Regions from separate parts of the Homo sapiens genome. Here regions 2 and 3 are each linked to region 1. The links are chromatin loops, found by intact Hi-C in ENCODE. Cell type or tissue: PC-9. All regions are shown on one strand. Region 1 has its middle 34 kb from the start of LINC01895. Region 2 has its middle 35 kb from the start of MYL12-AS1. Region 3 has its middle 28 kb from the start of LINC01895.

Region 1 (8,000 bases):
CCTCTATGTAATGCATATTAATGTTTAAATACATTTATAGTTAAAATTCCAAGTATCTTGATTCTTTAGAATTTAAAATTTCATTACTAGTTTTTTGTTTTAGCACATTGTGGTCAGATAATGTGTGCTATATGTTTTCTGCTTTTAAATTTTATCAGTATTTTCTTTGTTGACTAATACATTTCATTTACATCGGGAAAAAAGTATATTCTCCATTGTACAACATAACATGCAGCTATTAAAGTAAGCTTGTTGATTTTACTATAACATCCATAGTCTAGTTTATCTGTTGCTTGTGAAGTTTGTCAGAGACTGAGAATGATATATTAAAATATCCCATACTATAGTCCCAGCTACTTGGGAGGCTGAGGTGGGAGGATTGCTTGAACCCAGGAGATTGGGCCTGTGAATAGCCACTGGACTTCACTCTGGGCAACATAGTGAGACCCCCCCACTCTAAAAATAAATAAATCCTGTAGCATGCTATTCATTTCTTCTTCTGCATTTATATTTGGACACAATAGTATTCACAGTTTCCAAGTACATGAAGTGTAACCTTTATTAACATATGGGACAGTGGTTTCCTTTCAGGAACAGCTGGGTTCATGGGTGTGACAAAAGTAAAATTAAACTTTAAATTTTATAAGGTTCTGTATTATCTCTGCTTCCTAGAGTATGGTTTCTCTCTCTCAAAGATAAATAAGCAAAAAATACAGTGAAATAAAATAGCCATTTGTATCTCATTTGAGGCTTTTGCCTTGATTTCTTCTCTGTATATTAGTATTGTTATCATTGCTTTATGTATTTGCTTTTTGTTTAGGCATGTTTGATAAACCTTTGGCCATCTTTTCTTTTCTTATTTATATCAGAAACTACAGGATAATTCAATAGTAAAAAATGTATTACTGGCATGGTGTGGTACTCACGCCTGTAATCCTAGCACGTTGGGAGGCCGAGGTGGGAGGATCACTTGAGATCAGGAGTTTGAGACCAGCCTGGGCAATATGGCAAAACCCCATCTCTACTAAAAATACAAAAATTAGCCAGCTGTAGTGCCCGTGATCCCAGCTACTTGGGAGGCTGAGGCACAAGAATCACTTGAATCTGGGAGGGGGAGGTTGCGGTGAGCTGAGATTGCACCACTGCACTCCAGCCTGGGTGACAGAGCAGGACTCTGTCTCAAAAATAGAAAAGAAAGAAAGAAAATGCGTTACTATAATGTGTTATATTAATAGTCCAATACAGTTTTTTTTAAAGCAGCATATTTAAGAAAGCATAAAAAAATTCAGCATCTGCACTTTTAAGTTGTTAGAAAACTAGGAAAGAAAGCACTTTTAATGTTTTCTGATTTTTTTTTTTTTTGAGACAGTCTTGCTCTGTTGCCCAGGCTGGAGTACAGTGGCGCAGTCACTGCTCACTGCAACCTCCGCCTCCCGGGCTCAAGTCATCCTCCTGCCTCAGTCTCCTGAGTAGCTGGGATTACAGACATTAACTAGCTAGTTTTTGTATTTTTTGTACAAAAATGCCTTGTCTGCCTTGGCCTCCCAAAGTGCTGAGATTACAGGCTTGGACCACCGCATCTGGCCTCTGATACTTGTTTTTAATGGTAACCCTATAAAATACCATACATTTGGAGTTGGACGCTGTTTTTTTCAAGTCAGTCTGAGAATTTTTGTCTTTTCATAAGGAATTTAATTTATTTATACTCATTGTTATAACTGATAGCTGATCTTTCTTGTGTTATTTTGTCTCATAACTGATTTTTAAATTCTGCCAGTGAGCACCTTTAAGTTTTTCAAATAAATCAGCATTTCTCTAAACGACAAAACCAAAAGTGACATGGTGCTATGCCCAACTCTCTACCCCCATTTAAGATAAGAAACATAATACATGTCTGCATTTCTTAACAGCCAAGTGTTCCTTGGTCTTTGTTACTATAACACATGCGTTTAAATCCAGATCATTGTTACTTTCATATTTTTCTATTATATGTCATTTCCTTCAATATCTCCATGAATACAGCTGTAAATATTAACAAAATATTAACAAATAAAATCCAACTAATAAACAAAAAGGGTAATATATCCTCACTAAGATAATGCAAGCTTGGCCTACTGTTTTTTAAAAAATCAATCAATGCAATTCACCGTATTAGCAACAACGTAACAACACAAAAAGGAGAAATACCATAAGGATATTTCAAAAGGTGCCAAAAAATGGCAAATGATATGAATGATTGATCGTTTGTTATAGTCCCAATAATACCTGAAATCTGAAGCTCTGCTTTTTTTTTCTTTCTCTGTCATTAGGTTAGTCATTTCTTTTGTTCTGTCTTCAAGTTCACTAAATCTTCACTTTGTCACTTCCATTCTGCTATTGAGTCCATCTGTGAGTTTTAAAAAAAGTTTGATTATTGTATATTGCAGTGCTCCCCAGCTAAAATAACAATACAAAATTAAAATATTGAAACTTACAAGAGCAAAGAGAATGGGAAAAGGAGACAGCAAATATCCACAGATATTTGCAAGGTGGTAAACTTATGATGGAATTTCCACTACCTTGGCAGGGAATTTGGATGCGCTCCTAACCCTGGCAGAGCAGGGCACCATGAGAAGTAAGACAATTATCTAGAGAAACTGAGAAGCCCAGGACTCAGAGGCACCAGGAAAGGCTGTATGGAATGTGGGTGTCTTCAAACAGAGCCTGAGAAATGTGCTCCCATGCAGATCGTTGATGTTGGGAAGTGGTTCTAATGGTGGGAAGGACTGGACAGGATGAAATAGGGGAAGGGTGCATTTTCAAACTGTTCATTGCTTTAGGTAACTGGAGTATAATCCTGCTGGAAAGTCTCTGAGAAGCCATGTATAATTCACCCTAGAATTGTCCCCTGGCAGGACAGAAGAGGATACTATTTATCAAGTATCTCCCAATCCCCTCAGATCAAAGGTCATTACCAGGTGGCACATGTGTCAGAATGACCCAGCAGAAACTGAGCCACGTAAGAGCAAAACCATGCTGCATTCATAAGTATTAAATCGGGTTTAGCCCAAAGCAGCTTGCTTACATATTTTAACTTTGGCCTAAAGGTTTCTTTGTACCTAGTGAACCATAACCTAAATGGAAGAGTAAACAGACTGTAACCTACTCTTGTGCCAATCACCAAGTTTTGGCAACTTAAAGGGGGCCAACTGTTCAAACCGTGTTCAGATAAGGCAAACACGGAGCTGTAACCAATCTGACTGTTTCTGTACCTCACTTCCATTTTCTGTTCGTCACTTTCCTTTCTCTATTTACGTCTTTCCAACACGTGGCTGAGCTGGAGTCTCTGAGCCTCCTCTGGCCCGGAAGGCTGTCCAGTTCACGAATTGTTCTTTTCTCAATTAAAGTCTGGTAAATTTAATTTGGCCAAGATTTAAGATCTCTTCCAGCTTTAAAATTTCCTGACCCCAATTTCATCTTCTCATTCACCATCCAGCCATGCAACATGATGGCCCATTATAGCCAAATTCCAACAAGGTAGAATGTTTGCTCTTTACAATTTCCTTAATTTACCAAAAGCATAAACTTCAGGCCAGGGGAATTTAACTGCATTAATTGTCTATTACATGTGGTCCAAAATAATTACTGTGTTTAAAGTACTAGAAAATAACTTACAAGCCTCAACATAAAATTTCACAAGACAAGGTTGAGAAAAGAAAAGCTGGGCTCGGTGGCTCACGCCTGTAATCTCAGCACTTTGGGAGGCTTAGGCGAGTGGATCATGAGGTTAGGAGATTGAGACCACCCTGGCCAACATGGTGAAACCCCTTCTGTACTAAAAATACAAAAATTAGCTGGGTGTGGTGGTACGTGCCTGTAATCCCCGCTACTCCGGAGACTGAGGCACGAGAATCGCTTGAACACGGGAGGCGAAGGTTGCAGTGAGCGGAGATCCTGCCACTGCACTCCAGCATGGCGACAGAGCAAGACTCTGTCTCAAAACAAAACAAAACAACCTTCTTTCTTTCCTCTTTTTTCAAGAGTCGAGGTCTCACTCTGCCACTCAGGCTGAAGTGCAGTGGTTCGATCACGGCTCACTGCAGCCTCAAACTCCTGGATTCAAGGGGTCCTCCTGCCTCAGCTTCCTGAGTAGCTTGGGACTACAGGTGTGAACCACCATGCCTGGCTAATTCTTTACATTTTGGGGTTATGGGGAACAAGCCCTCCCTATATTGCCCAGGCTGCTGTTGAACACAAGTGATCCTTCCACCTCAGCCTCCTGCTTGTCACTGGGATTATAGGATTGAGCCACAATGCCTGGCTTAGAAAACATCTATTATCTAAGGAATGCGAGTCCTTTTAAATTATCAGGACCAGAGAGCCATTGAAATGAGACAGCAATCACGTCCCCCTTAAGCTATGTATTTATCTCTTGAAACTGTTTGCTGTTGTCACAAGTAGCTATAAATTACCCTAATAATGCCACCCTGGACACTATAAGCCACACCCTATAGTTTAGCAGTGTATAGCCAGTCACTAATCCCTGTTATTTCTGTAAACCAAAGAGAATTCCTTACAACAACTTTGTATGAGCTCACTTCCCATCCCTCTTTTTTGCCTTTAAAAACTTGCTTGTAACAAAGGCTGGGCGGAGCTCACATTCAACGTTTCTTGGGTCTAAATCTTCCGGGCAGCTGTCTACACTTTGGCTCAGGTAAACTCTTTAAATCTTATTTTGTGCCACAGCCTCTTCATTTTATGTCGACAACGTAAGACAAAGACAATGTTAAGCAAAAATATGGATAAATTAAACATGCATAGTAAATAACCTTTTACTAGAGTTTTCTTAATGTAATTTTTCCCGTTTTCTTTTGAAAAATTTTGAACCTATAGACATGTTAAAAGAATAGCACAGTGGGGAAGGGGGAGGGATAGCATTAGGAGATATACCTAATGTTAAATGACGAGTTAATGGGTGCAGCATACCAACATGGCACATGTATACATATGTAACAAACATGCGCGTTGTGCACATGTACCGTAAAACTTAAAGTATAAAAAAAAAAAGAATTGCACAAAGAACTTCCCTCATTATGCTATATTCCTATTTAATTCCTAAATCCTAAGAAAAAGGATCTTTTCCTATATAACCGCTTCACCTTGATCATATTCAAGAAATTGACTTTGATATACTATTATCAAAAATTTACTTACTATTGAAATATTTAAAATAACCACCAATAATCAAGTTTCACCAGTTGTCCCAATAATGCTGTTCATAAACTCTTCTTTTTTAAAAAATCAGGGATTCAGTCTAGGATCAAGTATTGCTTTTAACGTCATATAGCTTTCATCTCCTTTAATTTCAAGCGGTTCTGCTGCCTTTTTTTTTTTTTCTTTTGAGATACAACCTGTGAAGTGTCCAGGCCAATTGTTTTGTAGACTGTCTCGGAATTAAATTCAGATTATTCACTTTGGCCTGCCCAGGTGGTAGTGTGCTCTTCTCATACCAGCAGGTGTGTCAAGTCAGTTTGCCCTAACATCAGGGATGTCATATTTGATCATTTGGTTAAGGTATTATGTGCCAGATATCTTCCTCTCCTCTTTGCAATTAATCAATAACCTGTGATATTTGGATTAGTGTATATCCACTGGGTCCCAGCAATTTTTACCTATAGGTTTAGCATCCATTGTTGATACTTGCTGGAATCAGTCATCAAATTGGTGAAGTAATAGTGATTTTGAAATCAGTTATTCCTTCTATATTTCTTAGCTGAGATTCTTCTGTAAATAAGAGCCTCTCCTTACCTCACCTTTTGTTGAAGAATCCTGGACTCCTGTTTTAATTCAATTTGCTTAATCTATAGCCAACACTATTTTTTTTTTCTTGGGATCCTCAAAGTTTTCCAAATTTGGCCAGCAGAAGCCTCTTCTAGTAGACTCCTGTGTCTTTTTTTTTTTTTTTAATTAAATGGACACAAAGTCTTGCTCTGTCACCCAGGCTAGAGTGCGCTGGCTCACTCACTGCAGCCTCCAACTCCTGGTATCAAGGGATCCTCCCATCCCAGGCTCGCAAGTAGCTAGGACAACAGGTGTGGACCACCATGCCCAGCCAATTTCTAAAAAAATTGTATACAAATACAGTCTCACTATGTTGCCCAGGCTGCTTTTGAACTCTTGGCCTCAAGGGATCCTCCCACTTGGACCACTTAAAGTGTTGGGAATACAGGCGTGAGCCACTGTACTTGGCTTCTGTGCCGCTTCTACCGTCTTTGTGTGTTTTTGAACACTTTCTTATCTTCTGGAACAAAAATGATCCAGGCCTAACTTGTTGTACTTTCCCTGCCCCCAAACTGAAATTAGCCATTTTTCCAGACAGCCCTGGTTCCTTTTAGTGGGAATGCTATTTAGATTAATGAGCTTTAATATATAATACTTTTATGTTGTAAAATATTATGTTTGGATAGTTTGCAGAATTATGATAATTTACTTTAGAATCTATCTCTTCCATCATACATCAATTCTATGTACTTGCTAATTATGGAAATAATTTCTGAGAATTTTCTTTCTTTTTTCTTTTTTTAGACAGCCTCACTCATCACCCAGCCTGGAGTACAGTAGCACCATCCCGGCTCACTGCAACCTCTGCCTCCTGGGTTCAAACAATTCTCTTGCCTCAGCCTCCTGAGTAGCTGGGACTACAGGGCTATGTCATCATGCCTGGCTAATTATAATTTTTTAAAAAAATGTTTATCATTAGACAATGGTTTTCCTTAAAGTAGGAATAGTATTTAGTTTTCCCTACAGCAGTCTGTATAACTTTATAAAATAATGGTTCACAGATTTAAAATGTATTATTCAAAGTGATGAGGCTGGGTGTGATGGCTCATGCCTGTAATCCCAATACTTTGCGAGGCTGAGGAAGCAGGATCACTTGAGGTTGGGAGTTCAAGACCAGCCTGTGCAACATAGTGAGACCTCGTCTCTACAAAAAAAAATGTAAAAATTAATGGGGTGTGGTGGTGCATACCCATAGTCCCAGCTACTCAGGAACCTGAGGTGGGAGGATCGCTTGAGCCCAGGAGTTTGAGTTTATAGTGAGACATGATGATGCCAATGCATTCCAGCCGGAGTAACAGAGCAAGACACTTTCTCAAAAAAAAAAAAAAAAAAAAAAAGTGATGAGATAGAGGGGAAGTGTTTAACAATTTTTGGTTTCTGAATGAATAATTTTAGTACATCATCTTAAAGTTTTCTTCTAAAGCAATATGATATGATTTTGAAATGAATGGCAGCGGCCTCTACAGGAAATGATCATGTAATTGCTTATTTAATTGAATGATTCATTGACTATGACACATGAGGGAATTGTTTCTGTCACACTGTGGTATTGTCTGTCTAATGTTTAGCTATAGGCAATGGATGAGAAATCCTTTTTTGAGACGGATTCTCTCTCTGTTGCCGAGGCTGGAGTGCAGTGGCGCCATCTCTGCTCATTGCCATCTCTGCCTCCCAGATTCAAGAGATTCTCCTTCCCTTGCCTCCGGAGCAGCTGGGATTATAGGCACATGCAACCACGCCCAGCTAATTTTTGTAGAGACGGAGTTTCACCATTTTGGCCAGCTGGTCTTGAACTACTGACCTCAAGTGATCCGCCCACCTCAGCCTCCCAAAGTGCTGGGGTTACAGGCGTGAGCCACAGCGCCTGGCCAAGAAATTCTTCTTTGCTGAATTCACAAGAACAGTTGTGCAAAGTCTTGCACATATTTTAATACTTCTAAATATTTAAACATTTAATAATATTTCAGAAATTTGCCCTTTACCCATTTTTCTTTTGTGTGTGTGTGGTGGGGGAGGGTTATTGATTTCTTAATGCAAGAAAAAATGAGGAAAAGATAAAGTATTATCAAGAGAATATCAGTGGACACAATTGCTGGATATACATAATATTGGCATCTTTTCAGTACGAAAACATTTTAAGCTCTTTGGAAAATTTATCTCTGCTAGAGATGTTTATAGAT
Region 2 (8,000 bases), 87 kb after region 1:
TGAGATGCGTTCCTTCTATGCTTAGTTTGTTGAGGGTTTTTTATCACAAAGTGATGCTGGGTTTTATTAAATGCTTTTTCTGAGTCTATTGAGATGATCACATCGTTTTTGTTTTTAATTCTGTTTATGAGATAAATCACATTTATTGACTTGTGTATGTTGAACCATCCCTGCATCCCTGGAATGAAACTCATTTTATCATGGTGAATTCTATTTTTGATGTGCTGTTGGATTCAGTTTGCTAGCACTTTGTTGAGGATTTTTGCACCTATGTTCATCAAAGATATTGGTCTGTAGTTTTCTCTTTTTATGTCCTTTTCTGGTTTTGGTATCAGGCTGATACTGGCTTTGTAGAATGAGTTAGGGAGGAGGCTCTCTTTCTCAATCTTTTAGGATAGTTTCAGTAGGATTGGTATCAATTCTTCTAGAATATCTGGTAGAATTTAGCTGTGAATCCATCTGGCCCTGGGTATTTTTGTTCTAGGTGGTAATTATTTTTCTTTGAGATAGGGTCTCACCTTTTGCTCAAGCTGCAGTACAGTGGCACAATCACAGCTCACTGCACCCATGACCTCCCAAAGCTTAAGTGATCCTCCAACCTTTGCCTCCCGAGTAGCTGGGATTACATGCGTGCACCACCACATTTGGCTAAATTTTGTATTTTTTTGTAGAGATGGGGTTTCGCCATGTTGCCCAGGCTGGTCTCTAACTCCCGGGCTCAAGCGATCTGCCTGCCTCTGCCTTCCAAAGTGCTAAGATTACAGGCATGAGCAACCATGCCTAGCTGGTAATTTTTTATTACTGATTGAATCTCACTGCTTGTAATTGGTTTGCTCAGAATTCCTATTTCTTCCTGATTCAAGCTAGGAGGGTTGTATGTTTCCAGGAACTTATTCATTTCCTCTAAATATTCCAGTTTTTGTGCATAGAGGTGTTCATAGTAGTCTCTAATGATCTTTTGTATTTCTGTGGTGTTGGTTGTAATGTCTCCATTTTTATTTCTAATTGAGCTAATTTGAATCTTCTCTCTTTTTGGTTAATCTAGCTAATGGTGTATTGATTTTATTTCTCCTTTCAAAGAACCAACTTTTTGTTTCATTAATCTTTTGTAATTTTTGTTTCAATTTCATTTAGTTCTTCTCTGATCTTTGTTATTTCTTTTCTTCTGCTAGTTTTGGGTTTGGTTTGTTCTTCTTTCTTCAGTTCCTTAAGGTGTGATCTTAGGTTGTCAATTTGTGACCTTTCAGACTTTTTGATATAGGGATTTAGTACTATAAACTGTCCCCTTAGCACTGCTTTTGCTGTATTCCAGAGGTTTTGATACCCTGTATCACTATTATCATTCATTTTGAATAATTTTTAAATTTCTATCTCAATTTCATTGTTAACCCGAAAATCATTCAGCAGCAGATTGTTTAATTTCCATGTATTTGTATAGTTTTGAAGGCTCTTTTTGGAGTTGATTTCTAGTTTTATTCCACTGTAGTCTGAGAAGATACTTGACATTATTTTGATTTTTTAAAGTTTTTTGAGACTTGTTTTGTGGCCTGTCATATGGTTTATCTTGGAGAATGTTCCATGTGCTGATAAGAAGAATGTATATTGTGCAGTTCTTGGGTAGAATGTTCCGTAAATACCTGTTAGGTCCCTTTGTTCTGGAGTGTAGTTTAAGACTAGCATTTCTTTGTTGACCTTCTGCCACAATGATCTGTCTAGGACTGTTAGTGAAGTGTTGAAGTCCCCTACCATTATTATGTTACTGTCTATCTCTCATCTTAGATCTAGAAGTAATAGTTTTATGAATCTGGGAGCTCCAGAGTTAGGTGCATATGTATTTAGGATTATAGTATCTTCTTGTTGGATTCATCCTTTTATCATTATGTAATGACTTTTTTGTCTTTTTTCTATTGTTCTTGCTTTAAAGTCTGTTTTATCTAACATAAAAATAGATACTTCTGCTCACTTTTGGTTTTCTTTTGCACAGAATATTTTTTGCCACTCCTTTACCTTGAATCTATAAGAATCCTTATGTGTTAGGTGAGTCTCTCGAAGACTGAAGATATGTGGTTTGTGATTTTTTATCCATTCTGCCCATTTATACCTTAAAGTAGAGCATTTAGACCATTTACATTCAACATTAATATTGAGATGTGAGCTACTGTTCCAGCCATCATGTTGATTGTTACCTAGATATTTTGTTTTCTTCATTGTGTTATTGTTTTATAGACCCTATGAGGTTTATGTGTCAAGAGGTTCTGTTCTGGTTTATATCAACCTTTTGTTTCAAGCTTTAGAAATCCTTTGAGCATTTCTTGTAGGGCTGGTCTGATAGTGACAAATTCCCTCACCATTTGCTTATCTGAACAAGACTTTATTTTGTCTGTATTTATAAGACTTAATTTTACTGAATACAAAATTCTTGGCTGAGGGTTATTCCATTTAAGAAGGCTAAAGACACTTTGGGAGGCTGAGGCAGGTGAATCACAAGGTCAGGAGTTCGAGACCAGCCTGACCAACATGGTGAAACCTCGTCTCTACTAAAAATACAAAAATTAGCTGGGCTTGGTGGCATGTACCTGTATTCCCAGCTATTCAGGAGGCTGAGGCAGGAGAATTGCTTGAACCTGGGAGGTGGAGGTTGCAGTGAGCTGAGATTGCACCACTGCACTCCAGCCTGGGCAACAGGGCAAGACTCCATCTCAAAAAAAAAAGAAGGCTAAAGATAGGATTCGAATTCCTTCTGGTTTGTAAATTTTATACTGAAAAGTCTACTATTTGTCTGATAGGTTTCCCTTTATAGCTTACCTGATGCTTTTGACTCACTGCTCTTAGAATTCTTTCCTTCACACTGACTATAGATAGTCTGATGACTATGTTCCTTGGTGATATCCTTTTTGCAATGAATCTCCCAGGACTTCTTTGAGCTTCTTGTATTTGGATGTCTAAATCTCCAGCAAGGACAGGGAAGTTTTTCTCAATTATTCCCTCAAAGAAGTTTTTCACTTTTTTTTTTTTTTTTTTTTTTTGCTTTTTCTTCTCCTTCAGGGACACCAATAGTTCTTATACTTGTCCATTTTACATAATACCATATTTCTTGGACGCTTTATTCATTTCTATTAATTCTTTTTTCTTTATTTTTGTCTGATTGGGTTAATTTGAAAGCCTTGTCTTAGAGCTCTGAAATTCTTTCTTCTATTTGGTCTAGAATATTGTTAAAACTTTCCAGCTCATTTTGTAATTCCCTAAATCCCTAAATGTGTCCTTCATTTCAAAAAGTTCTGGTTGATTTTTTAAAAAAATCTATCTCTTTAGAAAATATTTCATCTATATCCTGAATTGATTTTTAAATTTCTATATGTTGTTTTTCACCTTTCTCTTATATCTCCTTGAGTAGCTTAATGATCAACCTTTTGAATTCTTTGTCTGGTAAAGATTTCTCAAATGCCAGTAGTAGTAGTAATGAATTGGTCATGTGGACAGACTCAGGACCCCCTGGTTAGCCAGAACGATGCAGGCAATGGTGACAGCTGAGGTCATGCACAAGTTTTCTCCTTCCTTGGTGCAGTGTTACACTACTTGGAGATGCTGTAATGGACTGTCAATTGGCCTCCAGCCAGAAGGTGGCGCTTGCCAAAGAGCACCAGCTGCCGTAGTAGCAGTGGGATTTGTGCTTGCCTCATGTTACCCAGGGGAGGTACTCTGGTGACTCAGGTAATGGGTGGGGCCATAGAGCGCCAAAAAATTTCTGTCCTTTGTGTTAAGCTACCAGAGCAAGTGAAGGAGCAAAGCCAGGTGGCGGCTGGATCAGGCAGGTTCACGCTGTGGCTCCCCACATGCGGGGTAAGCAGTGGCCCCTGTGGGGGTCAGAGAGCATTTTTCTGGCCGCAGGGGTAATGTTGCAGGGAGGGGTGCAGCTGCCTCTGCTGCACAGAAGTCTCTCTACAGGGGTTGGGGAGTAGCAGGCGGCAGTAAGCCCCACCAGCGCCCATGCACTTGGCAAGGCCGGTCCCTCACCCGCAGGGTTCCGCTTGCAGCAGCTCGTTAGAATCCAGGCAGTCCGCATTCAGAACTCAAGACTGCCCCATGCCATAAGCCTTCCTGAAGGAGAGAACAACCAATGCTTTCAAGCCACGCCCCTCCCAGTCTGCCCGTGAAGCAGGGGCGCCCAGCTCCTGCACCCGTGGCTGCAGCACATTTCCCAGTCACTCCTTGGTTCTGCCCAAGGGGGTTTGTCCCCATTCGGCATTATATTGTGAACCCAGTTGGGAACTTCTGCCAACCTGTGACTGCTGTCTGAGTTAGCTGGCAGATTTCTGCACAGTCCTCTGTGAGGTAGGGTCGGGAATGTCTTCCCTCCATCCTCACTGGAGCCTGGGAGTGCATGCAAAGCCCGTCCCAATGATGCTTTTTCTCATACATTCCCCACTGCTCACTAAAATCAGCTCCATTGCTGGATAGGGTTAAGTTCTTCCCTCATGGGCCTCTATTGCCAGATTCCCAAGTGGGAGTGTATGTTCCAGAGGCAATTTATTCCTCTTTCACTCTGGGGAACTTAGTTTTCCACTGGCTTATGGTGTAGGCTGCAGCCCAGTGCTTCTTTCAAAGGGTCAGTGGCTTCTTTCAGTTCTCCTGTTAAGTTCCTGTGTTGCTTCTAGGAGAAAAGTTCACAGTGTGTGAGTCTCTACACACTATCTTGTCTTTCCAAGTGGAAGAGGCATGCTAACACTGCCTCCAATCTGCCATCTTGGGAGCAACAGAGTGAGAACTTGTCTCTTAAAAAAAAGGTGGGGAGGCCGGGCGCGGTGGCTCACGCCTGTAATCCCAGCATTTGGGAGGCCAAGGCAGGCAGATTATGAGGTCAGGAGTTCGAGGCCAGCCTGGCCAACATGGTGAAACCCCATCTCTACTAAAGATATAAAAAATTAGCCGGGCGTGGTGACGCCCGCCTGTGATCCCAGCTACTCAGGAGGCTGAGGCAGGAGAATCGCTTGAACCTGGGAGGTGGAGGTTGCAGTGAGCAGAGATAGCGCCATTGCACTCCAGCCTGGGTGACAGGGTGAGACTCTGTCTCAAAAAAAAAAAAAAAAAAAAAAGTGGGAGGGGAAGCGGTCTTTTGTTTTAGAGATATCTGCTTTAATATGTATGAACAAATATCAGTGATTTGCTGACAAAATGATTTGTCAGTGATTTACTTCAAAGTAATCTAGTGATGCAGGTAAGAGGGCTGAGGGATAATGATGAAAGGAAAATGGGAGGGGTTATAGATGAAACAAGTTTGGCCATGAGCTGATTATTATTGAAGCTAGGTGATGCCTACAAGGGGATCCATACATTATTTTCTCTTTGCAATACAATCCTGACCTGGAGTAAGGTCAAATTTCACAGGTTAAGGGAACAGCCACTCACAGGATGCCTCTTACCCCAGATACCAGCTGTTATATGTTCCAGGGTTCCTGAGCCACCGGTGCTTCTGACCAACTGACCACAAATGCAGGGATTCCCACTAACTCCTCAGGTTTAATAATGGACCAGAACAACTCACAGAATGCAGGCACGCACTATACTTAGGCTTAGTGTTTCATTATAAAAGACACAAACCAGGGACATCCAAATGAAAAGGTGCAGGGAGCAAAGTCTGGGAGGGTCCCAAATTCAAAGCTTCTTTATGCTCAGGACCTGTCATCCTCCTGGCACACTGATGTATGATTATCAACCTGGAAGTTTCCCCTAGCTTTCATGTCCAGAGTTTTTATTTGGGTTTTATTTTGTAGGCATGATTGGTTGAATCATTGGCAGTGTGATCGAATTCAGTCTCCAGCCCCCTGCTCCTTCCTGGGGGTCAGAGGTCAGAAGTCAGGCTGATATCCACATTGCTCAAAGCCCCAACCCTCCAGTCACATGGATGGCTTTTGTGGCATGTCCAGCCCCTATCCTGAGTGATATCATTAACATAAAGTCAGGCATGATCTGAGGATATTATTTCATAGAAATACAGCCTTCCACAAACGTTGGAACTGGTTAAAGAGTCTCTGTAAGACTGTAGTCCTTTCATCTGGTACTGGAGCTTGAAGTCCAGAGGGCAGAGAGTTGGAAAGCGACAATGGATATAAAGTGAGGAAGATCAAGAAAAGACTGGAACCCACAGCATGAACTAGAACCCAGCAGGACAAATTGAAACTCATGTCAGTTCATATTCCTTCTGGTGTTGATAGTGGGGACCCAACCTCATGGAACTAAACACACACACACCAGGCCCAGGAGTCAGGGAAGCTGAGGGAAAACCCAGTGGAAGGTAGAGCAGGCCCAGCTGCCGCTTCATGCTGATGAGGTGAGTCAGCAGATCAGCAACAATGTGTGTGAGCTACAAAATGACTGCAGCTTCCCATCTGCTTTCTGAATCTCACAAGAATCTCCCTCATGGCCCACCATAACCAGAAACATACAAGAAACAAAATTGTGGAAAACGTAGTTCAGCTTAGCCAAGTCAATACATTACAAGGCCACCACACCACACTTAATAAAAAGTAAACATTTGTAAATCAATCAACCAGTGCCTGGAAGTACTTATTTAAGAGCCAAATTATTTCACAAAGTAAACTGAAACACACCTGGTGAATCCCACCCACCACTGGATACATATTTGCATTGCCACCCATTATTCCTTCCCTCTTCTCCTGTAAGAGAATACGATCTCCTACCAATTCTCCCTCCACCTTTTATTCTCTCTCAGTAATCATGCTTCATCAATTAACTTCTGTCTCTGGCTGTTCTTTATCTTCAGCTTCTTTTTTTTTAAGCTTCCCATGATTCTGTAAATCCCTATAGCAAATAACTTTTTTTTCTCTTTTCCATTACAGCCAAGTGTTGAGTACAAAAAGTCTATTTATGCTATCGTTACTTCTATAATGTGATTTTTCTGTAGTATTTGAGAATATTCAATTCTTCTGAAATTAACAAGAGAAACAAACAAGTAGAACAATAGGTGACACTCATAAAACATGTTGAGGAATGATAGCAAATGTACTAAGTTAGAAATCTTTTAGGTTAAACATAAATAGCATATACAGAACATATGTTTGGTAAGCATAGATTAAAAGAATGGAAATACCAAGTGTGCTACTTGTAGATAGGAAAGGATAGAAGGACCAAGTAAACCTAAAATATTAGTAAAATCACAGATCATGTATCCTCCTGAATGACAGCTATGTCATATTTAAATCAGCTGCTGAATCGTGACAGCTATTCTTGCCCCAGGTGACCTCTGTCCAAGATATGCAGATAAATCCACAGCTCCTCAGCACTTCATTGGTGAATTTCAGTTGTGCACAGGCTCCTTGTCCTCCATCTCTTTGAAAGAGGAAGCATGTGTTGGCTTCAGGCACCTTCAATTTGCTGAGTCTCCTTGCTCACCCTTGACTCTGGTCACTGCATCAGACCATGCCATCAGTAGGAAATTCTGATGTGTCTTTGTAGGTGAGAGAGATAGGATATGAACATTGTGTGACTCAGGATTTTTTTTGTATGGCTCTTACATCCAACTTGGATCCTATCCTTAGTGTGATAACTTATCTCAGTTTCCACTTGCTTCTTGCTTTGTGTTTAAAATTTACACATAGGCTGGACATGGTGGCTCAAACTTGTAATTCTAGCACTTTGGAAGGCTGAGGTGGGAGGACTGCTTGAGCCCAGGAGTTCAAGACCAGCCTGGGCAACATAGCGAGACCTTGTCTCTAAAACAAAAATAAAAACAAAAAATTAGCTGAGCATGCTAGTGTGTGCCTGTAGTCCTAGCTACTAGGGAGTTTGAGGTGGGAGGATTGCTTAAGCCCAGGAGGATGAGGCTGCAATGAGCCATGATGACACCACTGCACTCCAGCCTGGGTGACAGAGCAAGACCCTGTCTCAAAAAAGAAAAGAAAACATAAATAAACCTTGTGATTCCAGCGTCTTTGCAATTTTCTCTCACCCTGTCTCTTTTATGAACTCTAGAGCAGCCTGCC
Region 3 (8,000 bases), 62 kb after region 1:
CATTTCATTGCTGTAGAGTATTCCATTGTACGAATATGCTACATGTTATTTATCTATTCTAGAAATTGAGTACGCTGATTACTTCTACTTTATTTTTCTTTTTCAAAATCATTTTTGTTATTCTAGTTTCTTTGCTTTTCTATGTAAATTTTAGAATGATCTTGTCTATACAAAAATCTTGCTGAGATTTTGATAAGAATTGTGTGAAACTTCAATTTGGGGAGAATTAACCATTTTTCTATGTTGAATATTCCAATCCATGAACACAGGATGTATCTTCATTTATTTAGATCTTTTCCAGTTTCTGTCATCAGCATTTTGTAGCATTTTGTGCATGAGTCCTATACATGTTTCAAATAAATAAATAAATGAAATGAAACATGAGTCCTGTACAGGTTTTGTTAGAGTACACTCACATATTTCATTTCATTCATTCATTTATTTGTTTATGTATGTATGTATGTATTTTTAGAGACAGGGTCTCGCTCTGTTGCCCAGGTTGGAGTGCAATGGCGCGACCATGGCTCACTGCAGCCTTGAACTCCTGGGCGCAAAGCGATCCTCTTGCCTAGCCTTTAAACTCTCTTAACATTTGTTTTTTTAATGAATAATTGGTACCTATTTGACATTATAGTCACAACATCTATTGACATATAAAGTATATGGGAATAAAAGTTATTTAGAGAAATATTACTTAAGAGAGAAAGCTTTCTGTTTTACTATTTTAAAATGTGTGTTAAACAAATGCTTTATAAGAAAGAACTCATCTTTTGTTGCAGGATTTTCTAGCTGGCTCAACCAGTTAAAAATAATTTACCTAAGCAGCATTATTTGAAAGGTAGAAATTTGGAATTTGGTCTTTAATGTCTACTTTATCCACTGAGATTCTTAGTCTGTAAAATGGTGTTGATGCCTACTACTTGGAAACACTAGATATTTCTAGAAGGTGTTTAATGTTTGTAAAAGATTAACATTATTATTACAGTTACGTGATTGAACACCTTCTTTAGTCTAGGCATTGTGCTAAGGCTTTTGCGTACATTACCTCTTTTAAGAATCACAGCAACCCTGCAAGGTACAGATAATAGCTGTTTTCTAGGTGAGGATCCTGAAGCCACAGGCCACAGCCATGTGGCGGCAATGACCTCCCTCCATTGTCTTTGCTTCCATGCCACCACACTGCCCAAGGGCTCTAACAATTCTTGTCCATTTTTTTTTAAATCATTCCTAAATCAATTTTAGGATATTGTTTTTACTTTGATTAGGTAGAACTGGAGCTTTTTCTATGGTGTTTGGCTGGACCAAAGTGGCTGTTGTCTAAGTGTTCTGTTTTGCTAGGCTGTTCCTCACCTGGTCCTTTGACTAGAGAGACGAGGACTTTGTTGTTACCAGGTTGGTGCAAAAGTAATTGTGGTTCTTGCCATCACTTTCAATGGCAAAAACGGCAATTATTTTTGCAACAGCCTAATATTTTTGCCTGTACTCGCCATCACTTCTGGGTTGTTGACTTCTTCAGCTCCAAGTATTAGCTATACATGGCAAAAAGCAAAGCCAAGCAACTCATTTTTTTGTTACTTGAGTCTCAAGGTTCTTAACAGATTTACTGTTTTCTTTCCACTTTTCAGAGTTTTCTTATGTGTGTTCACATATTATGTCCAGGGTTTAACGTTGTACCTAATGGGAGGAATAGAGAAAATTACATCCACTCTATATTTCCTGAAGCAAATTTTCCCTTCCATATTTTTAGCATGTATTGTAAATGTTCTCTAAATGTCTCGTTAGTAACATGAATTCTATTTTACACATCTAATAATACTAGTAGGTGTCCTAAGAGAGCCTTTCAAATGGACACCTATGACCTTGTGTAACTGGTGAAATAAATTAGGCAGGACCAACACAAATTTGAAAATAATTCTACCCTCCCCTGTTGGCCCCTGGCTGACCCTGTATTCTTCAGCCTGACTCATCACTTCCCTTTTGTTCGTTTCTAGTCTTCCTCTCCAGCCTCTCCATCTGTCGTTCTCTAACTTCTTCCTTTATTTTTCCTTTTCTCGGTTTCATTGTGATTGTTTTAAAAACCACGTCTATGGCAAATATACCCACAGGTACTTTTTAGAGGGCTTAATGACAGTGTTTATCAGCAGACTCTAGAAATGTGTTCATGACAGATCAATGCTTATTTTTGTGGTTCAAAAGAAAGTTGTAAAAATTTTTAGAAATTATTAGTATTTTCTTGCGGGAATAGTGAAAGTTAGTTGTGTGTGATCATTTTTTAAGCATCAAAGATTGGAAAGTCTGAAATTGTGTTTCAGGTGTGTTCCAACCTACTGACTTTGAATTCATCACTTATTGTTACTGAGGGTCATTTTTCCTTTCTGTAAATATGCACATTTTCACCAACTATTCCCAGGGAAATCTAGGAAGTCAGATGCAAATAGAATATGGTTGATATTCAACAATATTCAGCCTGAAGCAATATCAAGGTAGGGTATGTACTCTGCCCTTCTTGAAGGACTAGCAGTAGCTGTTAGGGTGAATCCTACTGGATCAGTGAGGAAAATCTACAATGAGCTAACCTGAGAAAACTGTGCATGCTTTGTAAAGTATAATCTATTCTTCTGAGTCGTTCTAGGAGCTGCCATATCACAGGACACAATGCAGCCATTGACGTGTGTGTTCTGCTCTCAACTCTATCAGTTAAATTACAGAAGGGCTGGACACGGTGGCTCACACCTGTAATCCCAGCACTTTGGGAGGCTGAGGCGGGCGGATCACGAGGTCACGAGTTTGAGACCAGCCTGACCAACATGGTGAAACCCCTTCTCTACTAAAAATATAAAAATTAGCTGGACGTGGTGGTGCACGCCTGTAATCCCAGCTACTCAGGAGGCTGAGGCAGGAGAATCGCTTGAACCCAGGAGGCGGAGGTTGCAGTGAGCTGAGATTGCGCCATTGCACTCCAGCCTGGGCAAGAAGAGCAAGACTCCGTCTCAAAAAAAAAAAAAAAAAAAAAAATTACAGAAGATGTGCCCACTAGGGGGCACATTTTCTGAAACAAAATAAGGTACTAAAACACAATGCAAATGTCAGGTGAGTCTTGATATTCTTTAGTTGCACAACCAAATCTAGTTAATTGTTAAACTTCCAACGTTATCATATACTAAATTGACAGCTGACAAATGCAAAACAAACCAGTTAAAAATGAAAGAGCCTCTTTGGTAGGCCAAATACAAGAAATAATCAATCTTACATCATTCAATTCTGATCTTAAAATCTGTCACTTGCCACATTTTTATTTATAAGCTACAAAAAATGTTAAAAAATGGATAATGCTCAGTGTTGGAAAGGAGGGACAGAGAAGAGGCGCCCTGCTACATGGTCAGTGGCAGGATAAATTGGCAAACATTTTGGAAGGGTAATTTTACAGTCTTCCAAAATTTAAAACACACATCATTTGACCCAGTAATTCTACTACTGGGAATTTACCTTATGGGATACATTTGCAAAAGTATTAATTAAATGCATACAGAGATGTTCATTAGAACTTTAATTGTAATGAAAAAATTCTGGGCCGGGCACCATGCTCAAGCCTGTAATCCTAGCACTTGGGGAGGTCAAGGTGGGCGGATCACTTGAGGTCAGGAGTTCAAAACCAGCCTGGCCAACATGGTGAAACCCCATCTCTACTAAAAATACAAAAAAAATTAGCCGGATGTGGTGGTGGGCGCCTGTAGTCCCAGCTACTCAGGAGGCTGAGGCAGGAGAATCACTTGAACCTGGGAGGCAGAGGTTGTAGTGAGCCGAGATGGAGCCACCGCACTCCAGCCTGGATGACAGAGCGAGACTCCATCTCAAAAAATAAAAAAAACAGAAAAAATTCTGGAAATAATCAAAACATCCATTAGTAGGAGACTGATTAAATAAATTGTGGCATACAATGAAATAATGTGTTGCTGTTAAAAAGAATGAAATAAATTTACACATTTCACATAAAGACTTCTAAGATATATTATGAAGTGAGAAAAACAGCAAAATTTAGTCAGTATTTAATATATCATTTGCATAAATGTTTTCAAGACTATACACATATATGCTGATATTTGTATAAACAATTCTTGAAGGATAAATAATTACAGACTCTAATTATATTTAAAGAAAAGGGCTGGAAGTTGATGGAGAGGAAGACTTCATTTTATATCATTTTATACTGTTTGGATTTTTTTTTTTTTTTTTTTTGCCATCTATGTATCTTATGTTTTAAAACATCGCCTCTCCCATGGGGAGAGATAACTGCCCAATACATCCATTCAAACAGTTTATAAAACTCAAAATTCTATAGCCTCATAATTCTAGACTTGAGATCTTCTTGTCTCATAAATAAGAAAATTGAGGTTGAGAGCATTCAGATGATTGAGACTTGAAAGTGATTCAGCAAGCTGGTAACAAGCCAAGATGAGGCCAGGTCCTCATCTGACATGGCCCCAGGCCAAGTGACTGACTATTGCACTCCACTATCTTGATTGTGTGGTGTCTGGGAAATTTCTCCAAGTGTGCCTCAAATTTCAATTCATTTAGATCCCAGTATTAGAGAATCATTTCCTGAAAAATGTCATACATTATATGTATTAAGCAATGGCCTCAAAGTTAGTCATTGTTTTTCACTGAATAATTTTGAAGTGGCTTAAATGCATGGGAACTAACAATCCCCTTCAAACTGAGGTTACTGCTGGTGGCCAGACACCCCTCAGATTCATGGGTGATTCAATGCACCTGCAAAGTGCAGTGTAGCATTTCGGTCCACAGTTGTGTTCACGGAACACACGTGTGAGCTGTCAGGCAGCTCAGGGCATTGCATGAAGGTAACTAGAAACACAATTTCCACCTCTTTTTAAACTAGTGTAGTTCAAACCTTCCCTCATTTTTAAGTTCTTTTTTATTGAGGTGTAACTTACATTCAGTAATGTGCCAAGTCCTATGTGTTCAGGTCAATAAATTTTTACAAACACACACACATGTGCACAACCCCCTATAGCCACCACCCAGATCAAACACCCAGGGGGCTTCCTCAGGCCACCTCTTATCAATTTCCCACAAAGGTAACCATTATTCTGGCCTTTAACACCAAAAGTTCATTTTCAAGCCTTCACTATTAAAAAACAACATCAACAACAAAAAACAAGCAACTAATGGCATGGGATCGTAGGCTGGATAAGGAAGGGCAGCCAAGAGTGTTTTAATCAATTTTATTTAAAAAAAAAAAAAGCAAAACTCTGTTACTATCTTTTAACTTATCGTCCTTGCTCACTGTGTTCTTTTAAAATATAACTGTGTGAAAGATCTTAGATTTAATACATCTCTTTTAAAGGAGAATTTTTCTAGACTTCTCTTTTTATGGTTTATTTGTGCCTGAACTTTTGGCATGCTCTAGAGATCAGAGAAAGCCTAACGACGCGGAAGGAGGAACATAATTTCAGAAGGACATTGATTTTCTTTTTTAGTCTTAAGTTCAATTTTCATACCTGTTCTATTTCTCACTGCTTTGACTCTGGACCAACACTTAGCTCTAAATATTCACCAACGTGTGTGCATACTATTGCAGAATATACATATTGAAATATTATTGTTTATTATTTAATGCTTTAGAATAACTGCAGGAAGATTGCATAGTTTCAGCATAGAGATTTCAGGGAGGAAGCAGGTTCTGAAATGGATTTTGTTTAAAGTGTGGGGGTAATTACTCTGGAGTCCCAAAGCAGCAACTTAAAGGATGCTGAAATTGGACCTGAGTGCAAAGGGAGTGTCTGGTATGGAACATCAGTGTACTGGGGGTGGGGGTAGTTCCTGATTGGGTGCAACCCAACCCAGAGTTCAGCATCTGGCCATCAGCTGACCTAATGTGACCCTTCCTACCAAGAGTAGATGCCCTCTGCTTACATCTGTTGGGACTGAGAACACTCCAACACCCTTTCAGCTGTGCTGAAGGAAGCTAACAACTTTCAAGAGGCTGGAGGTGGCAGTGGCAAACCCAGCTCTGTCCCCTACAGACAGTAGCCCTGTACCCTACAGACAGTAACCCTGTCCCCAGACACTTAAAGTCAGAGAGCTAAGACTTCAATAGAAAAGCTTACAAAACAACTGGATGCAATCTTCATGCAGCATCATAGTGAACAGTAAAGATCAGATTCATGGCTGATCCGGTATAAAACTGTAAAAGCACTCTTCTCTATACGTTCAAAACGTGGAAGCAAAACTGATCATTGATATTTATTTAAAACCTTGATTGTCCCGCCATGCCACATACTTTTCCTTTAGACTACTCTCTACAAGTATTTTCTGACGCTATTTAACAACAAATACAAACATACTGAGAGTGGTGAAAGAAAATAGGAGTGCTCTTAATTAGAGGTAAAACCACAAGCTGACACAAAATGATATTTTGCTCTAGAAATGAGAATTAAGAGGTGGGAGACTGATGCTGCTGTCTTTTCAGATGGAGCCCCGGGGGGGCCGTGGCTGGCCTGGAGCTGGGGTGGCAGAGTCTCTCTCCTGGTTTTGCTCTCACAGAGCGTGACATCTCCCTGGAGCAAGGTGGGACCACTGCTGAGCTCACATCAGTCACTGTACTTCCTAGGAAGTTTTCTGATACAACGTCATTTCCTGTAAGTTGGGATTTTTGCACACAGGACAAAACAAAGATGACAGCTCATCTCTCTTGACCCTGGTAGGTATTTAAGTGAAAACCGGAATCAATGATACATTGCCCTGGGATTTATATTTTTCTGGAAAAAGAAAAGAACAATCTCTGCCTACATCTGCATACCCAAAAGATGGATATAAAATGAAAGCCTCCCCTACTCCAAAAGGGAAGCAAAAGAGTGTTAATGAAAATCAAATGACCAAGGTCATTGACCATGTTATAGTACATCTGAGTGATGCAGAGGGGTAGTAGAGGTGATAGGAAACAGACACACACAAAGGGGAAGCTGCAATTTTGTCTTCCTTTCAGGAATGCGGGCAAGAAAGTGAGTAAGCAATATATGACAGTTCTCCGGACCTGTTAGGTTAGTATTATAATCTGGGAGTAGGGGGGAATGTCTACAATGTAAGTGTCTCATTAAAACAAAGAGGAGGGGGCCGGGCATGGTGGCTCATGCCTGTAATCCCAGCACTTTGGGAGGCCGAGGCAGGAGGATCACTTGAGGCCAGGAATTCAAGACCACCCTAGGTAACATAGTGAGACCCCATCTCTACAAAAATTTAAAAAAAACTTAGTCTGGTGTGATGGTGTGTGCCTGTAGTCCTAGTGGGAGAATCAACTGAGTGAGCCCAGGAGTTCAAGGTTATAGTGAGCTACGACTGTGCCAATGCACTCCAGCCTAGGCAACAGAGCAAAACCCAGTCTCTAAGAATAAAAAGTAAATAAATTAAAACAAAGAGGAGGGGAAAGGAAGGATATTTCCATGTGAAATAAAAGAGTATAATTTTGAAAGATATAGTTGCACTTCTTGGCTGGGCACGGTGGCTCACGCCTGTAATCCCAGCACTTTGGGAGGCCAAGGGGGGTGGATCACCTGAGGTCAGGAGTTCAAGACAAGCCTGGCCAACATGGGGAAACCCCGTCTCTACTAAAAATAATAAAATTAGCCAGGTGTGGTGGCGGATGCCTATAATCCCAGCTACTTGGGAGGCTGAGGCAGGAGAATTGCTTAAACCAGGGAGGCAGAGGTTGCAGTGAGCCAAGATGGCACCACTGCACTCCAGCCTGGGCCACAGAGTGAGACTCAGTCTCAAAAAAAAAAAAAAAAAAGAGAGAGAGAGAAATATTTGCACTTCTTTATGGTATTAAGCTGTGCTTAAGCAAGGATATTATTGGTAAGCACTTGATAAATGTCAGCTATAATTACTGGCATATCTCATTTTACTGTACCTTGCTTTATTGTGTTTCACAGGTATTGCACTTTTTACAAATTGAAGGTTTGTGGCAACCCTGCATTGAGCAA

The links. A loop is a pair of places that touch in the nucleus more often than their neighbours do. Peaks named below come from ENCODE experiments on the same cell type or tissue, not always from the same donor. Only the 100,000 strongest peaks of a DNase experiment are listed, where the experiment ranks them.
Region 2: a loop joins it to region 1, with 5 times the contacts of the local background. A loop is called at or near these places in 7 of 110 quality-filtered maps.
Region 3: a loop joins it to region 1, with 3 times the contacts of the local background. A loop is called at or near these places in 4 of 110 quality-filtered maps.

The regions. Positions count from the first base shown.
Region 1 is chr18:3,380,064-3,388,063 of GRCh38, reverse strand. No RefSeq gene overlaps it. Among named protein-coding and RNA genes, the nearest start is that of LINC01895, 34 kb to the right of the region's middle. RefSeq lists enhancers at 2,131-3,330, 3,031-3,400. In PC-9, a CTCF peak has its summit at 7,277 (motif pointing left); DNase peaks (open chromatin) are centred at 3,083, 4,483 and 7,363; H3K4me3 peaks cover 5,273 bases; H3K27ac peaks cover 8,000 bases.
Region 2 is chr18:3,293,205-3,301,204 of GRCh38, reverse strand. No RefSeq gene overlaps it. Among named protein-coding and RNA genes, the nearest start is that of MYL12-AS1, 35 kb to the right of the region's middle. RefSeq lists enhancers at 3,920-3,999, 6,160-6,454. In PC-9, a CTCF peak has its summit at 3,612 (motif pointing right); DNase peaks (open chromatin) are centred at 3,664 and 4,074; H3K4me3 peaks cover 1,682 bases; H3K27ac peaks cover 938 bases.
Region 3 is chr18:3,318,125-3,326,124 of GRCh38, reverse strand. No RefSeq gene overlaps it. Among named protein-coding and RNA genes, the nearest start is that of LINC01895, 28 kb to the left of the region's middle. In PC-9, CTCF peaks have their summits at 2,832 and 3,049 (motif pointing right); a DNase peak (open chromatin) is centred at 4,514; H3K27ac peaks cover 1,758 bases.